Linked DNA regions of Mus musculus: region 1 is linked to region 2. A link is a loop called in an ENCODE intact Hi-C map of the cell type or tissue named here. Cell type or tissue: heart. All regions are shown on one strand.

Region 1 (8,000 bases), 76 kb after region 2:
CGCATCATAATCATCCCAAACTCCTGGTTTTTGTTTGACTTGAAAGGTGTTTCCACAATGTATATATTTTATTTGTATTATGAATATTCAATAAACAAGAATAAAATGTCCTATATGACCCCTGATTTGGGTACTATCTGCAAAAATAATAAAGCAAAGATGAAAAAGCATTCTTAAAAGCTTAAAGCCTTCTTTTAAAAATACTCCTTTTCCAAAATGTGGTTTATGCCATTTGTAGAACAGGTCTGAAGCCAGAGCTGAGCTGCTACTGGGTCCATGAAAAAAATGGGCCTAGCTGGCTGTGTCTTATACACAGCTGCATAATCCTATTGACAGCCCACCTCTGGCATATACTGGAGAGCAGACAGTTAAGGATTTGTTCCTTCTACACATCAAAGCATCCTGTGTATACTGGCACAGTGAAGTATTTCTCACACAGGTGGCGATCATGGAGACTGACAGCAGGTTGTCAAAGTCTGAAGTTCTATATCATACAACTAATGTCTTTTTCTCTGATTCTACACTCACTGGGAATTCTTTCATTGCCGAAAGGAAGACAATATGCTCTGCAGGCCAACCACTGGTTTACCCTAGGATTATAATCCTCTGTGTAAACATATTACAAGTTAAGCAGCTGTCTTAGTTAGGGTTTAACTGCTGTGACCAGACACCATGACAATGGCAACTTTTTAAATTTTTTTAAAGATTTGTTTTATGTTTATGAATTTACTGTCACTTTCTTCAGACACATGAGAAGAGGGCATCAGATACCGTTACAGATGGTTATAGTCACCATGTGGTTGCTGGTAATTGAACTCAGGACCTCTGGAAGAGCAGTCAGTGCTCCTAACCGCTGAGCCATCTCTGCAGTCCCTAAGGCAACTCTTATAAAGAACAACATTTAATTGGGACTGGCTTACAGATTCAGAGGTTCAATCCATTATCATGAAGGCAGAATATGGAGGCATCCCAGCAGACATGGTTCAAGAGGAGTTGAGAATTCTACATCTTATCTGAAGTCTGCTAGCAAAATACTGGCTTCCAGGCAGCTAGATTGAGGGTCTAAAAGCCCACGTCCACAGTGACACACCTACACCAACAAGACCACACCTACTCAAACAGGGCCACACCTTCTAATAGTGCCACTCCCTGGGCCAAGCATATACAAACCATTACAGCCATCATCATCCAAACACCTAAAATCTGACTTCTTCCAGAGGTTCTGAGTTCAAAAAGGAGTCGAGTATCCACAGTCCAAAGTGTTTTGAGTGCTGGTATGCTATCAGAAGTAGAAAATGTGTCTTCAGTGGACCTGAATAAATGCAGATACACTAAAAGTATCATAGAAGGTACTAAGGAAATGGCTTGGTGGCCATGAGTGCTTCTCACATAAGCATGAGAACCTGTGTTTGGATCCCTAGCATCTCCACAAAAGGCCAGACATACAATATCAGCACCTACAATCCCAGTCTTGGAGGCAGAGACTGGAGGATCTGTAGAGGTGACATGGCTCTCACTAGCCTACCAATCTAGGCAATTGGTGAGCTCCAAATTCAGCAGAGACATAGTCTCAAAAAGTGATATGGATAGTAAAATAAGCACAAAATAAGAAGTGGAGGAAGACACCCAATGTCACCCAATGTCTGGCCGCCATAAGTCATGCATAAGTACACACACACACACACACACACACACACACACACACACACAAATGCATACATACATGTACCACACATACAAAGCACAGAAATTGTATTATAGAACATTACTTTCAGACTGTGTTATAAGATGTATAGGAAACAATTCTGGGTTTGAAATTGGGTCTTATCACCAAAATATCTCATTATATATGTGTGAATATTCCAAAGTGCAAAAAAAGCATTTTAACTGGTTTTTTAATTAACTTTGAGCTCATCAAGCTGAGGAATGGATCCTGGGCCAAAGAAATTTTACCAAGGAAAATAACGCATTATGAGTTTTCTTGTCAACTAGCCCTCCCACAGTGGCACATGCCTGAGTTGCCAGGAATAACAGGTAGTTCTTACTACAACAGGACCACTTAACAAAGAGTTCTAAAGCAATCTTTGGAGCTCATACAAGGTCAGCTCAGGTTCTGACTGATCTGATTCCAGGCTACTTGAAGCACTCTGCCAATGGACTGCATCACATACCACCCTCTTGGGGACACTCATGAACCAGTAGGATATCTGAGGCCTGCTCCTCTCAGAGAGTCAGACGATGAAAGAGAATAAGAACAGGAAAGGGGTTTTCTGCTGTGGGCTCCAAGTCCTGGTTTATTCCATTGATTAATAACTCTCACGGCCTAGGGAAACATTCTACTTTTTTAGTAAAGAGAACTCTATTAGCATAATAAAGAATATGTATCCTGGGAGGTGGGAAGTATTGGGGTCATTACTGTAAGCCACTACACTCAGTTAATTGCATCTGCTAACAAAGCCCCGATATGGACCAAAGTCAGAGTGTCAAAGGGAGAACTGAAGACACAATTATTTAAAGCAATGTGGTAGTTTCATAAGTGAAACAGATCTTGTAATATTAGAAATAAATTATTTAAGATGACATTAAGTCAAGTATAACTGCACATTTTCATACATATTTGCCTCGGCAAACCATCACAAAACTGTTATGGCAATTATTAATGCCATCAAGATATATAATGAATAAAATGACTTGCCAACGGACACACAGACACCAAGGAAATGCAGCGTTTCAAGCAGACCATCAGGTGCCACTTCTGTGTCCCACCACCACCACAGTTGCTTTGCTGGGGAGACAGTCTAGAGAGAATGGTTGGTGTGAGATAGTCTAACCGGAACACAGGAAAGGGTTGCCAGTCCCCACCTGTTGGTGCCGGGGTTCTGTAATCACACAGCTCCTGCTCTGTTCTCAGCTGGAGCTAAGACAGATCCATCCCTACTCCTGCTTTATCTCAGGCCTGTTTAGAACAAGTGTGTCAAGAGTGTGGAAGCACCTCTGCTTCGTTTCTTAAAAGATTTATTTATTTGCATTTTATGTGTTGTGGGTGTTTTCCCAGCATGTATGTATGTATGTATGTGCATCACATGCAAGCCTCGTGCCTCTGGGCCAGAAGAAGACAGGAGATCCCTGGAACTGGAGTTACAGTTGATTGTGAGCCACTGCCCGGTGCTGGGATTGAACCCAGTCCTATGCAAGAGTAATGACTGCTCTTAACCACTGGTCCATTTCTCAGGGCCCCTTCTCTGCTTTTCTGACTGCTCTGCTGAAAAGCTGGATAAACAGGAAAACAGAAGCAAACTGGAACCAAAATCCAGAAGGCAGTAACCGAGATGTGGTTTCTGCTACGCTTCGCAATACCATAGTATACCGGAAAGATCAATGAACTCTCAGCTTTCTACTTCATAGATTTTCGATGGGAGACTGGATCTACTGTGCGAATGTATTTGAGAACACACATGTAAACACAACTACTGTGGGAGTGTAAAGGGGAGCATACACTTGGGTTGGTTATGAAAGCTTCCATAGGAAGAATAGGATCATTCTTTGCAACGGGAGTCATTTTTCTGTCCACCAAAAGCTGAACTCCACTAAACCACTCCTATCTTCCAATATGTGCCCTACACAAAGCAAAGTGTCTTTCTGGTTGAGATCTGGAATACTCTAGCTTCTGCTGGAGGTCTCCCTCAGGCCAAGTCTGAAATGCCTCTAGTCAGTAGACACACTGCCTGCTTGAGAATCTGTTCCTCCCTTGCTCAAGTTCTTTCCCAGGTGCTGCCCTGGTCTGACGCTTACTGTGGTGTAAGTAGGGGTTTTGCTACTTTAGCCCACTAGAGCTGGGTAGTGATGAGGGCAAGAGGCTATACTGTTTGAAAGTACAGTACCCGCTTTCCACCTTCTGGGAGTTCAAAAACTAGTGGGATTTTTCTCTTAGGCAAACTCAGAATCTCCCTGGGCGGCTCTCTGCAAAGAGCGGCCCCTTCCGTTGGCTACTCCCCCTGAGTTAGCAGTTTCTGGAGTCCAGAGCACTAGACGTTGGGGGCGGGCCAGCCCAAGGGGCTGCCTTCCCCCGCAGTGACGTCCCAGGGGGTGGATGGGCAACCAACGACTCAGAGCCCTCCCGGACTCCGCCCAGTGCGGGGTCTGTGGATCCTTGGGAGATGCAGCTGCCTTGGTTGCAGTTGCTCAAACGCAGTCGTCTACTTGCCCACTTCTCTGCCTTAGTCCCAGGGTGTCGGGAGGCACTGGAGTCCAGCCATGCAGCCGGGAGCAGCGCTGCAGGCTATGTTGCTGGCGGTGCTGCTGGCCAAACCGAGGGATTCGAAGGGTCGCCTGCTGAGCGGTGAGTGTGTGTCCTGGGGGAGAGGGCTGGTGCCAGAGCACCTGGGGTTGATGCACCCAGTAAACCTCAGCAGTTGAGGACTGTCTTCAGGGTCACTGCACCCTGGCCCCTTTATGTAGTGGGGCAATCCCCAGATCCAACCCCGGACCCAATCAGCCTTCTTGAATTCTCTGCTTCCAGGGAGCAAAAATGCAACCAGCTCCAGTTCCTGGGGCCACCCTAGGTATCCGCAACGCTGGAAGTCAGTTCTCTCCCCGGGGTTACTAAGGGGTGAGGAGGATGTAGCTTGGGTGGGGCAGTTGGCAAACTTCTTCCAGTGAGTGCCCCTTGAGCGCCATGCTGCCTGGACCCTTCTAGTGGAGGCAGCCGATCCTGGATCCGCAGGGCTATGGGAACTGTACCTGTTACTCTCCTCTGAGGGGAGGGTGGCTGGCCTGGAAATGCTTGGAGATTGGGAAAGCGCCTAGTTAGCCAGGAACCAGCCCTGCCAGGCTCCAAGAGTGACTCTCTGCTTCCTTCCCTGTGTGTGTGTCACTGCAGCCTCGGACTTGGACCCCAGAGGAGGTACAGTGGTCCGACTTCTTTCTTGTTCCACTAGGTCTGCATGGGGCGCGGGGGTGGGGGGGGGGGTTGGGGGGTGGGTGGGAGGAGCGTGGGCGGGGAGCGATCGGTATCTTTTTATCAGGTTCCCTTTGGCCAAGAGGGATGGAGTAGAATTGGAATCTCCACTGTATTCTAGCTTGTGGGTCTGGTTTAAGAAATCTAACTTTGGTTTCAGGATTGGGAGGGGGTGTTTGGCTAAGCAGAGGAGCTGCTGACGCCACTGGGAGGGTTAGGGCTGCATGGCTCTGTGCTTGGTGACAGGAGACCTCCTGCCTGCCCTTCCCCTTCCTGCAAATGAGAAAAGAAAGACACTTCCTGAAGGCAGGGGAACCAGATGGGTCCTGGGCCTCCTTCCAGCTCTGGTACTCCCTAGAACTCACTAGCATACACTAGACATATGCCGCCAGCCTGGACCATACAGGAAACTCTATCAAGGTGTTAAGCTTTCTCTTGGCAGTCTGGCCTGGAAAGGCAGGCGGGACCACTAGTAAAAGCAACTGCAGCTTCTCTTGTACCAGGTTTGGGGGTGTTCAGGGCTCTTTGCAGTCCTCCAATGCCTGCATTCTCCTCTCTGGAACACTTCCCCGGTGAGAAGCCCAGCATCTGAGCACTCTCATCCGCTGGGAGCCTGTTCTGTTAGAAACCTCTAACAAGGCAGGCAAGTACAGGATGCTCCCAGCTCCTTGTCCACTGAGAGTTTATCAAAGCATGGAGATTTGGGGAGAATCTTGTATAGCTCCCTCATAGATAGCACTGTCTGTGGCCTTTTGGTTTGTATGCTGGACAATTAATGGACATAAAAAAAAAAAACCATCGTCTGGCTTTCTACAGAGCTGAAATCTTGGGGATATTAAAACATTCCAGAAAGTCTGACAATATAAAATCATTTACGCCTTCTTCCATGGCAGCAATTCACACCTGTAGCCTGAAGTTTGGCTCTTTCATTACAGGGACTGGTTTCCTTGTTGAAATTTGGTTTTTATTTTGTACCCTTACATCCAGAATCATGCTGTGGGCTCCTGTGGGTTAGGAATTGGCATTTCTGTATTCTCAATACCTAGCACACCAAGCGAGGGGGATTTACCCAATAAATGCTGACTGAACAGAGGGGTGACTGGGATGGGTTTCAGCTGCAGCAAGACTCCAGTCATCCAGATACAAGCTAGGGCAGCCTGTGCTAGTGAACAGCTTGCTACTTGCTGCTCAGTGGAATCTCATCCATTTTTCTGAAACAGTCTTCAGTCCTTCAAGTGTCAATCAAATGAGAGATGGGCTCCCAGTGCAAGCTGAGTCTGTAGGGGAATGTGGAGCCATCAAGACAGTTCAGTGGTTCTGGTATGACTCAATACTCAGATCTGGATTCTGCCTCTGCTAATGCTCCCGATAGTTTATGACAAATCACTTACTATGAGCTTCAGTTTTCTCACTTATAAAGTGAGACATAAACAGTCCTGACACAGAAGACTGTTATGAGAACCAAAGGAAATTATAAAACTTTGACCATAGCCTTGGGACATGGAAAGAGTTCAATAAACTCTAGCTATTGTCTTTAGGTTAGAGATCTGACCATCAGTAGCAGAAAACCCCACAAAAGCTCTTAGCTTCTGCTCACCAGAGATGAGCAAGTTAGTTCCACTGCATAGACAGGGGATTTCAGGGTAGAGGAATCCACAACTGACGTCAGAGTGTCCCTCTACACTGAAGGAAGCACTTCACAGCAACTCTTATTCTAAGTCCCATAATTTCACAAGACTCCCTAAGAGCATGAACATCATCTTTGTACACATCAAGTGAAGCCGTAATATTTTCCTACTTATTTTAAAATATAGAAATATCTTCATCAATCTGCACTGGAACAAAAACACAGATCCCCTACACAATACAGACATCAGCATTTAAAATCACTTTAACTTTGTGTTGCAAAGAGTACTAATTTTCTCTAGAAAGCCTGAGTGGTAACAGTCCAAAGATGGACAATCAGAATTCCTGCCCAGAGGAAGCTTCATTGAGATGTTTCTAAGTACATCTGCTCTGGTATACTTTAATGGAGAACTGAGACAGGTTGCTTTCTCTTTCCCCTACCTCCCCGACCTCTCTCTCTCTCTCTCTCTCTCTCTCTCTCTCTCTCTCTCTCTAGGGCAGCTGGTCTGCCGAGGAGGAACACGGAGGCCTTGCTATAAAGTCATTTATTTCCATGACGCCTTTCAAAGACTGAACTTTGAGGAAGCCAAAGAAACCTGCATGGAGGATGGGGGACAGCTCGTCAGCATTGAGACAGAGGATGAGCAGAGGTTGATAGAAAAGTTCATTGAAAACCTCCTGGCATCTGATGGTGACTTCTGGATTGGCCTCAAGAGGCTGGAGGAGAAACAGAGCAATAACACAGCCTGCCAGGACCTTTATGCTTGGACAGATGGAAGCACATCACAGTTTAGGTAAGCATGTGGATCCCACGGCGGCTGATTCCCTTAACATAGCTCAGAAAAGAGATGAGCAGGACCCATGGTGTCAGAATCACAAGAAAGTCCAGACAGAGCCATGGTGGCAATGCCAACAGAATGACCATGACCACCGACCAGGGCAGTATGACACAGGTGGCAAACTCAGCATTGAGTTGGGCCCAAAGTGCCCTGTTCAGGCGGGTGAAGCCCAGCCGAATGTTTTTCAATAGCATGCCATGTGTGAGGGCCTGTGGTTCTGGCTCTCTGACCCTTGGAGATAAGATAAGACTGTATTGAGAAACTAAAGGTACATAAAGATGGGACAAGGGAAGGACTCCAGACCACAGGGGAGAGTGATAAACTGAAAAAAAAAGAATCAGAGCCAGTATTTTACTCTACCAACTGACCAAGGGTGGAGACTTTAAGAAAGCTGCAGTTGGGCTGGAGAGATGGCTCAGCCATCAAATGCTAGGCTCACAACCAAACATTAAGAAAGCAGCAGTTTGTAGGAAACAATCTCACAGCATCAAGATCCTGATGAACACTGATAACCCACTGTCCACAATGACATTGTCATCATCTCTTCCTAAAAGATACAGGGACATGGAAGAACATTT
Region 2 (8,000 bases):
ATCAGGCACTACCAGCAAAAGGTAACATGCCCTACTCTCTCCACGCCCAGGGGCCACTTCTACAACACACTGCAGCAGTTTGACTGGGGGCGCTTCCGGGCCCTGGCTGAGGAGTCTCAGCTCTCTGAGCAAAGGCCCCGCCTCTTCCTGCAGCAGTTCCAGCTACCGGGAGTCTACGTCTTCCATCTAAACAGCAACCGGCATCGGAAGATGGTTAGTCTGTGATAGTATGCCTTGTTTAAGACCTCGGCGATCATTTCCCCCTCAAAAACAAAACAAAACAAGCAAACAAAAACCAATGACAGAAAGGGATTATTTGGCACCATCAAACGTTCAGGTTCTCATAACCCTAAGATATGGTTTGGGGTTCACTGAGGTCCCCATCATAGTAGCCCAGTATATGATGTGTTAGGACCGATCTGCTCGGTGGGTGTAAGCATGGTGCACTGCCTGGTTAGGAGCTTTGCTTATCTCTCACGACCTTCCATTTGATCTTCCCTGCCTACCCATCTTTCATCCTTGCACATCTTAAGCCAATCTGCACAGTAACTTATCCTTAGGAACTACGCTCTGCCGTTACACCTCTGGCTACCTTGTCTGTGTCACAAGCGATTTAGTATCTCCTCCTGTTGGACAGAGATCTTCTAAGAGTCCTGTAGACCAAATCCCAGAGCACATAGCCACTTCCCTCTATATGGAGAGTTATCCAATATGAATGGATTTCCCAGGAAACCCCAACTTTTGCCCACTAGCCCCCAAGGATGAATGGTTATCTGGTTAATATTGGAATGCCTGGGCTGCCTCTCTGCCTCCTGCCAGTCTCTGGCAAATGGTGGCACAAAGACTGAACAGGCTTCTTTCTACCTAGTACCTCCGTACTCTCCCCGCTGGGGGCCGGTGCTTTGTGGATGGGCCCTTTGCCATGACGACACCCAGGAATCTTATCCAGACTGGTATTGCCAAAATCCCCAAACCAGTGAAGAAGCCTCACTGGCCAGGAGCCCTGGGGGCGATGCTGTTTCTTCTAGGGCCCTGCCTGATTTTGTTGGTGAGTAGAGCTTACAAGTAGCATCTTGCAAGTCCCTTCCTTCCAATCCTGCTTGTAGGAGGCATCATAATAGCTGCCAAGATGGAGATGGAAGGAAGGATCAGAGGCCTCGGGCCACCAGTGCCATGCCTAACAGAAGGAAGAATAGATACAAGAACAAAATATGACAGATCTGTAGTAAAGCCTTGCATGGGCCCCTGGCCACACAAAGACAGGGCTGAACATTCTCTCTGGGAGGTCAGGATAGACTTTCCAGAAGATACAATCCCTGAGATAGACACAGAAGAGCACGCACGGTCCCTGTGCTAATAAGGGGGTTAGAAAGTCCAGAGAAAGAAGTATCTTATAAATCCAATCAACTACCAGCCAAAGCATTCAGGAGAGGCTGGGAAGATAGGTGAGTAGGTGAAGTGTTTACCTTGCAAGCATGAAGACCTGAACCTGATCCCCAGCACGCATGTAAAACTGAGCACAGCAGCACATGCCTGTAACCCCAGCTTTGAGGAGATGAAGATGAAGATACCCCTGGGGCTTGTTGGCCAGCACCCCTAGTCGAGTCAGCAAGCCCCAGGTCCCAGTTAGAGACCTTGCCTCACAAAACAAGTGGATGGCAACTGAGGAGCAACACGTGGCGTTGACTCTAGCCTCCACATGCATAGACAAAAAGATGCATTAACCTACACACACACACACACACACACACACACACACACAATGAATTGCATTTATACCGAAAAAGCACAGATTTTTTTCTCACCATTATTCTCTAAACAATACATCAGGGCAACTATTTACAAAGTATTTACATTGCATTGGGTAATATACATAAGTATAGATGATCTGAAATACATCACAGGGTGTGGGTGAGTTGTAAACAAATAACATGCCAGCTAATACCAAAGACTTGAGCATCTGTGGGTTTTGGTACCCACGGGAAGTCCTGGAACGAGTCCCTGTGGATATCAAGAGATGACAGCATTAGCAGCAATGTTTCAAAGACACAAAACACCAGTCTTTGGCTCTGGGGACCAAGTGGCTGTGGCTGGAGCCTCTGCCTCTGCAGCCAAAGATAAGGCTAGAACAGCTCATCTTTCTAGCTCTGCTGTGGCCAAAAAGACTAAGGAAGGCTTGTTTTCTAGGCAGCAGATGAGGATACTGAGCGAATGAGAGCTCCTGAGAAGACTTTAGTTTATAATACACAACAGCCTAAGGGCAGGGAAGGGTTAAAGAGGCAGCTACATCGAACAGGGCCTTTCATGGGGTAAAAGCAAAGGAGATGAGATACCCCCAAGCCAAGAGGGGAACTTCTCCAGAAAGGATACCGCTCAGCTTCCTCCTTCCTGCCTTTCCCCGCGGTGTGTGTGCCCTTAGATTCAGTGTAAGAGCCTCAGCTGGGCTCGGAAGGCTGCTCCACACCCCATCTTCAGGACTCACCAGCAAAGATATAATCTTGATGTCTACATGTCCCCAAGGACTGGTATGATATTAGTGAGGAGAGGCCAATCACCCCGAGACTGCGAGGTCCTCAGAGCTGAAGGGAGTCATGGTGAGTGACAATCTGGGATTAGATTCCAAGGGCCCCAAATCCAACTGGCAGGTTCTGCCATGCTTCAACTTCCTGGGTTACTCTTTGCTCAGTCTGCTGCCTAGAAGACATCATTCATCCACTTGTTTTCCCAGAGAGCATTTATTAAGCGGCTGCTGTATACAGATGTTGCTAGGCACTAGGAATACAGTGTAGAGTTGGAAAGAGACATCTGACCACAAATTTGTCAAGTAAAAAAGTAGTACAACCATGCGCAGAGAACTCAGATTAAGAAATGGGGCAGGCCACTGTTGACTGACACACAGATCCGGAACCAACGACCCTAGATTCTCGGGATTCCAAAAGAAATTAGGAAACAGGTTGGTGAAAGAAACCAATTTATTTTTAGGTTGGCCCAATCAGAGAAAGAATCTAATTTCTATCCACCAGGACAGTTTATAGACTATAAGACAGAGGCCAGAGATATGCAAATGTGGGTGTGAGATAGTCGACTGGGTCTTTTCTTGGAGAGAAGGCTAGTTGGACCCAGGCTGCCTCCATGTCTCTGCGTACTCAGTGCTTTCTTTACTGTCAGCATGGAGGGTGTGTTATATTCTTACAAGTTATGTTGTTCCACCACCGAGGGGCAAATTGCAGATCGTATTGTACATCCTGCTGAAGCTCCCCTTCCAACTGTTGCCACTCAAAGTTCAGTCAGAGAGCAGGGTTGGGTTTAAGTTGTGCCTCTAGAACTTCAGTATGCATAAGGCTTTGCAGCAGTGGGGAGGGAGGTCCATGGTCTTCTGACTCCACAAGGCAGGGGTCAGGCACAGCGTTCTGCATTCCGGTCAAGTTTCTCAGAAACACTTGTGGTCCATGCAAGCATCATGCCTTTAGGAGACAGACTGAATCTGCTGAGAACCTGGAAGAAGATACGTTGAAGGTGTGTCTAGATCTGCGTGTGGGGACGCTAATCATACGCCCATCCCTCGCACAGGTGGGACCTGGGAGGACCAGGTAGACCTAGAATGGTTTGACACAGAGGTCTTCTTTGGGATACTGCATCGGCAGTCTCTGACAGTGACGGCCAGTCTCAGCCAAATCAACAAGGAGGTAACTGGAAGGCCCAAAAGGTGCTTCTGTTCATGGCCAGCAGAGACAAGCAGGGCTGGAAGTGGATGCAATGGGGGAGGGGGGATGAATGGGACGTGGGATGGAGCCTAAAGAACTCCGGGGCAAAGGAAAGATAGAAAATTTCAGATTAATTAGGACTGATATTAAGAAACGTATAGACTAATTGACAAGGAAGGGAGGGAGGGAGGGAGGGAGGGAGGGAGGGAGGGAGGGAGGGAGGGAGGGAGGGAGGCAGGCAGGCAGGCAGGCAGGCAGGCAGGCAGGCAGGCAGGCAGGCAGGCAAAGCCAAATAGGCCTTAGATTCCTATCCCTGGTCTTCAGTGACAGACATTGGAAATAAGTCAATACATTAGAAGTCTAAGTATCCAAACTGGCCAGGAGCTGGAGATATATCTCAGTGACAGCATCCGCCTGGCGTGTTGTATGCATGAGGTTTGATCCCCAGCATTGACTTGAGGGGAGAACTTTATTCTTGCCAGTTTTATCCATTTCTTCCAAGTGTCCTCAGAAGCCGGTTCTCTGCCATCTCTCCAGATATTGGCAGTAGAGGGCGCTCTAAGCTTACAGTAAAAAGCTGGTGGCTCTTGGGTGGTAGTCAAGACTGACTAATTCCTCTCTCTCAGCTCAAAGTCCTCTACCGCAAACTTCTGAATGAAGCTGGTTCTCTCCGGCAGCTGTGGGGTGCTCAGCGTGGCACCTCAGCTTCCACTAACCAGATTCTAATCCAGAGAAAGCAACAAGAGGTTGGACTTTGAATTTGCACCTTCCCACCCAGCCTCTGTGCCCTCTCACAGTCCCCAAGCCCTGTCCCCTCCCCACCCCGTCCCTCCTCCCTGCCCCCGCCCCCCGTCCCCACCCCACCAGCCCTGGTGCTTGGAGCCCTACAGGTAAAAGGGGCAATGTGTCTTTGACCCAGGCCGCTAAGGCAGTTGCCATGGCTGCAGAGGAAGAGTCTAGGCAGAGGCGAAGCCTGGTGGGCGAGTATGCAGCAAGCCTTGCTCACCAACTGGAGCTCCTTCACCAAGACCTCTGTGCCAGGCAGGACCAGTGGGCCTCTTTCTACTCAGCGTTGATGGAAGCTCGGTGGCTGCTGAAGGCATCTGCAAGCTCTAGCCCAGAGACGTCCCCACAGCCTGGGCAAAGCCCTGGAGAGTATGTACCTGGTTAGCCTGAATCAGAGGGTGGAATGCAAACCAGGGAAAGAGAGTATGGATGGCTTCACAGAGTTCCAGCAGTAGCGACGTTAAGTGTCCTTTTTCCATCTCTCATTGTCTCTGCACTCTGACCGGCATGCCATATGTGTCTCTGCAGGGTGGATTCTCGGCTGGACACTCTGCTGGGCCGCTTGTCCCAGGCCATGCTGCAAGAAGGTCACCGCTTGAAGGCTTGGGGTTTCCTGGACACTGGAACAGGGGCGGAGCTGCTACAGGCAGGTAAGCACTGATGGCCTCATCAAGGACCTATGGGAACTTAGTCCGTATGTTGAAACTAAATCCCTGCATTCAGGACGTTAGGCACCTCAAAGACCTAAGTCCTTCCCCTAAAACACCTGCAGAGGCAGAAGTGGAAGGGGAAGGACGCGAGGAACCCTGGGAACAGGAGGGAGTTCCTGTTCAATGGCCCCACACAAAAGATGAGGGGAGCTCAGAAACAGGGAGGATGAGGAAGGAAGGCATCACAAATGACAGATTTGCAAACCATATGACACTTCTTGAAAATAAAAGCCTAGCAGATAAATGTGAACAGTCAGGTTTGGAAAATGCTGGGTTTGCCTTGAAAAGATATCCGTTAAAGGCAGAGCAAGTTCTAGAAGTTCTCAGCCCCACCTCAGTACCCACAAAACTTTCCCCCAAAGGACCTTTACCTAGCCTGTAATCTGAGGATACTGGACATTGCAATGGTGATGCTCTGTGCTCAACTCAAAAAAAAAAAAAATTAAAAAGTCTCTATCCTGGGGAGCACTACCCTGGGGAGCACCATTCTTGGGAGCATCATCCTTGGGAGGTTGGGATAAAGTTCCTGCTAACTTCTTCCTGTCTCCAGCCAAGACTCCTAGCCTCCCCAGTCACCTCGGGAGAGGCCCAGCAGGCAGCCTTTGCTTTCCTGCAGCCCCAGCAGGTCCTCAAGAGGGTACTGATGACATCATTGTGAATCCTGTCACCAAGTTGATGGTCCCTGGACCCAACTGTACGATGATACTCCCAGCAAGTGGCCACATAGGGCCCGTACCCCCTGGCTACTTTATCCACCCTGACACTGGGCATGTGCTGCCTGAGGCTGGACACCTGGGATATGATCTGCTGAGCTCAGGGCTGATCCCCATTGCTGACTCTAATGCTGGTAGGACCCTGGCCCACTTCCCAGCCCTAACTTTATTTTGGGCTTCAGAGATAGGGCGATGCTCCCTGGGGACCTCAAGAATGAATGCACACACAGCATGGCTCTGTCCTTGATCAGAGCAAAGCAGTAAACACCTGCTCCTTCACCTCACCCATGACTTCTGCTGGATTCGGGTGGCGCACGCCTTTACTCCAGCAGTGGGGAGGCAGAAGCAGGTGGATCTCTTGTGAGTTTGAGGCCAGCCTGGTCTACAGAGTGAGTTTAGTGCCAGAGAGGCTTCACAGAGAGACTCTGTCAAAAGAAAGAAAGAGGGGAAAGAGGAGGAGGAGGGGGGGGAGGAGAGGGAAGAGGAGGAGGGGGAGGAGGGGGAGGAGAGGGAAGAGGAGGAAGAGGAGGAGGGGGAGGAGGGGAAAGAGGAGGAGGAGGGGGAAAGAGAGGGAGGATGGGGAGGAGGAGGAAGGGAAGGACTGGGAGGAGGAGAAAGGGGAAGAGGAGGAAGAAGATGAGGGGGAGGGGAGGGGGAAGAGGAGGAGAGAGCTGTTCAATGAATGAGAGCAGGTCCCACAGCTGCTGTCTTCCATGATCTACAAAACGGGGAGTGGGGCAGAGGCTAGCAGATGGGGTGTTGCTAACACCTCCCCGTCTCCCTATCCAGGTGATGTCCGAACATCAGAGGCCGCTATTCTCCCCTACATGCCCTACCCAACGAATCCTGTCACAGGCTGCCCAGCAGATACTCACCTGCCCATCCTACAACCAAGAAGAGCATCACAGCTGGGGGCTCTCATGTCTGACCCCATCACAGGCATCGAGGTGCCTGTGCTTGCTGTGACTTTGCATCCCCAAACCAGGGAGTGGCTCACTCTCGGGGGAACATACTGCAGTCCTCTCACCAAGACGTTGGCCCCTTTGGAACTGGGGGGACCCATGGAGGACCCAGTCACAGGAGGCATCGTGCCAATCCTAGGCGTTGGGCTGGATGAACACACAGGTCTCCTGGAAACTATCAATGCCTTCCACCCTGTTGCCCCTGCCTGGCCTAGCTGCCCAGTTTCTCCCAGCCTCCTATCTTCCTCATACTCTGGTCAGGCTGAAAACGATACCCCATTCTCTCTTTCCACTCTACCTCTGCTCCCAACCCTTCCCTCTTCTTCCAAGTTTCCCTCTCCTCTTCCCCCATCTCTACCACAGTATCCCCACGGTAAGTTTACACTAGAAGTAAACCCGAGGGCAGCTCCTCCGTTTTTCTTGCCCTTGGTGCTGCTGTGGCCCTGCCCTGCCTTCCTTCTTCCCTGTGCCTTGCATGTTTATACCACCACAGGTCTCTTTCCCACTTAACCCTCTAGGTGTCTTGCTTCCAGGTCAGGTGCTTGCCGTAGGAGGGCTTCGAGATGCCACCGGGAGCCTCTTGATGCCTGGTGACAGCTTTGTGGAGCCACTGAGTGGGAAGACAGCCCGGCTCCTGGGAGCTTCCCAACAGGCAGGGCAGATATCAGCCCACGCAGGGGGGTCACAGGCCCTGCTGGATGCCAATGTCTTGGTGGCCCAGAGGCAAGTGATTATGATGCTCCAGCAGTGTCGGGAGACCACAGGATCCGGGGCCCAAGAACTGCTGGAGTCTGCCACAAAGGGCATGAGACAAGCCCTGGCCCTCAGTCTGCACCACATCCTCCAGCAGGCTCAGAGGCTGGAGAGGCAGTTGGCAGCAGCGCATGACATTGAAGTCAGTGGTGGCTGTATAGGTATGTGTTGCTTTGGGCCTTGAAATCCCAGCCCCAGAATGGCTCCATATTTCAGTTCCTCACAGCACAGAACAGGGCGCCTCAGCTCGGCTGGCCTTGCATATGTGTGGCCAAAATAAGAGACAAGTTCAGGACCAAACTCTTGTCAGTGGCTTTAGGCTGCCTTCCTCGTCCATCCTCCTAATTACTCCAGTAAGTCTGATACTTTGTG

The links. A loop is a pair of places that touch in the nucleus more often than their neighbours do. Peaks named below come from ENCODE experiments on the same cell type or tissue, not always from the same donor. Only the 100,000 strongest peaks of a DNase experiment are listed, where the experiment ranks them.
Region 1: a loop joins it to region 2, with 2.2 times the contacts of the local background. A loop is called at or near these places in 2 of 42 quality-filtered maps.

What each region holds. Positions count from the first base shown.
Region 1 is chr9:51,073,225-51,081,224 of GRCm38, reverse strand. It overlaps Layn (layilin), which reads left to right and starts at 4,131. Exons shown (of 8, transcript NM_001033534.1): 1 at 4,131-4,339; 2 at 4,880-4,903; 3 at 7,080-7,377. The coding sequence starts at 4,255. In heart, a CTCF peak has its summit at 3,979; DNase peaks (open chromatin) are centred at 4,074, 4,804 and 5,234; H3K4me3 peaks cover 2,046 bases; H3K27ac peaks cover 1,698 bases.
Region 2 is chr9:51,148,853-51,156,852 of GRCm38, reverse strand. Gm32742 reads left to right here. Exons shown (of 31, transcript XM_017313740.1): 9 at 51-213; 10 at 869-1,048; 11 at 2,420-2,594; 12 at 3,571-3,686; 13 at 4,331-4,450; 14 at 4,624-4,859; 15 at 5,019-5,140; 16 at 5,817-6,047; 17 at 6,703-7,038; 18 at 7,409-7,789. Among named protein-coding and RNA genes, the nearest start is that of Gm32742, 16 kb to the left of the region's middle. In heart, a CTCF peak has its summit at 4,251 (motif pointing right); no DNase peak of the experiment used is centred here; H3K4me3 peaks cover 457 bases; H3K27me3 peaks cover 2,140 bases.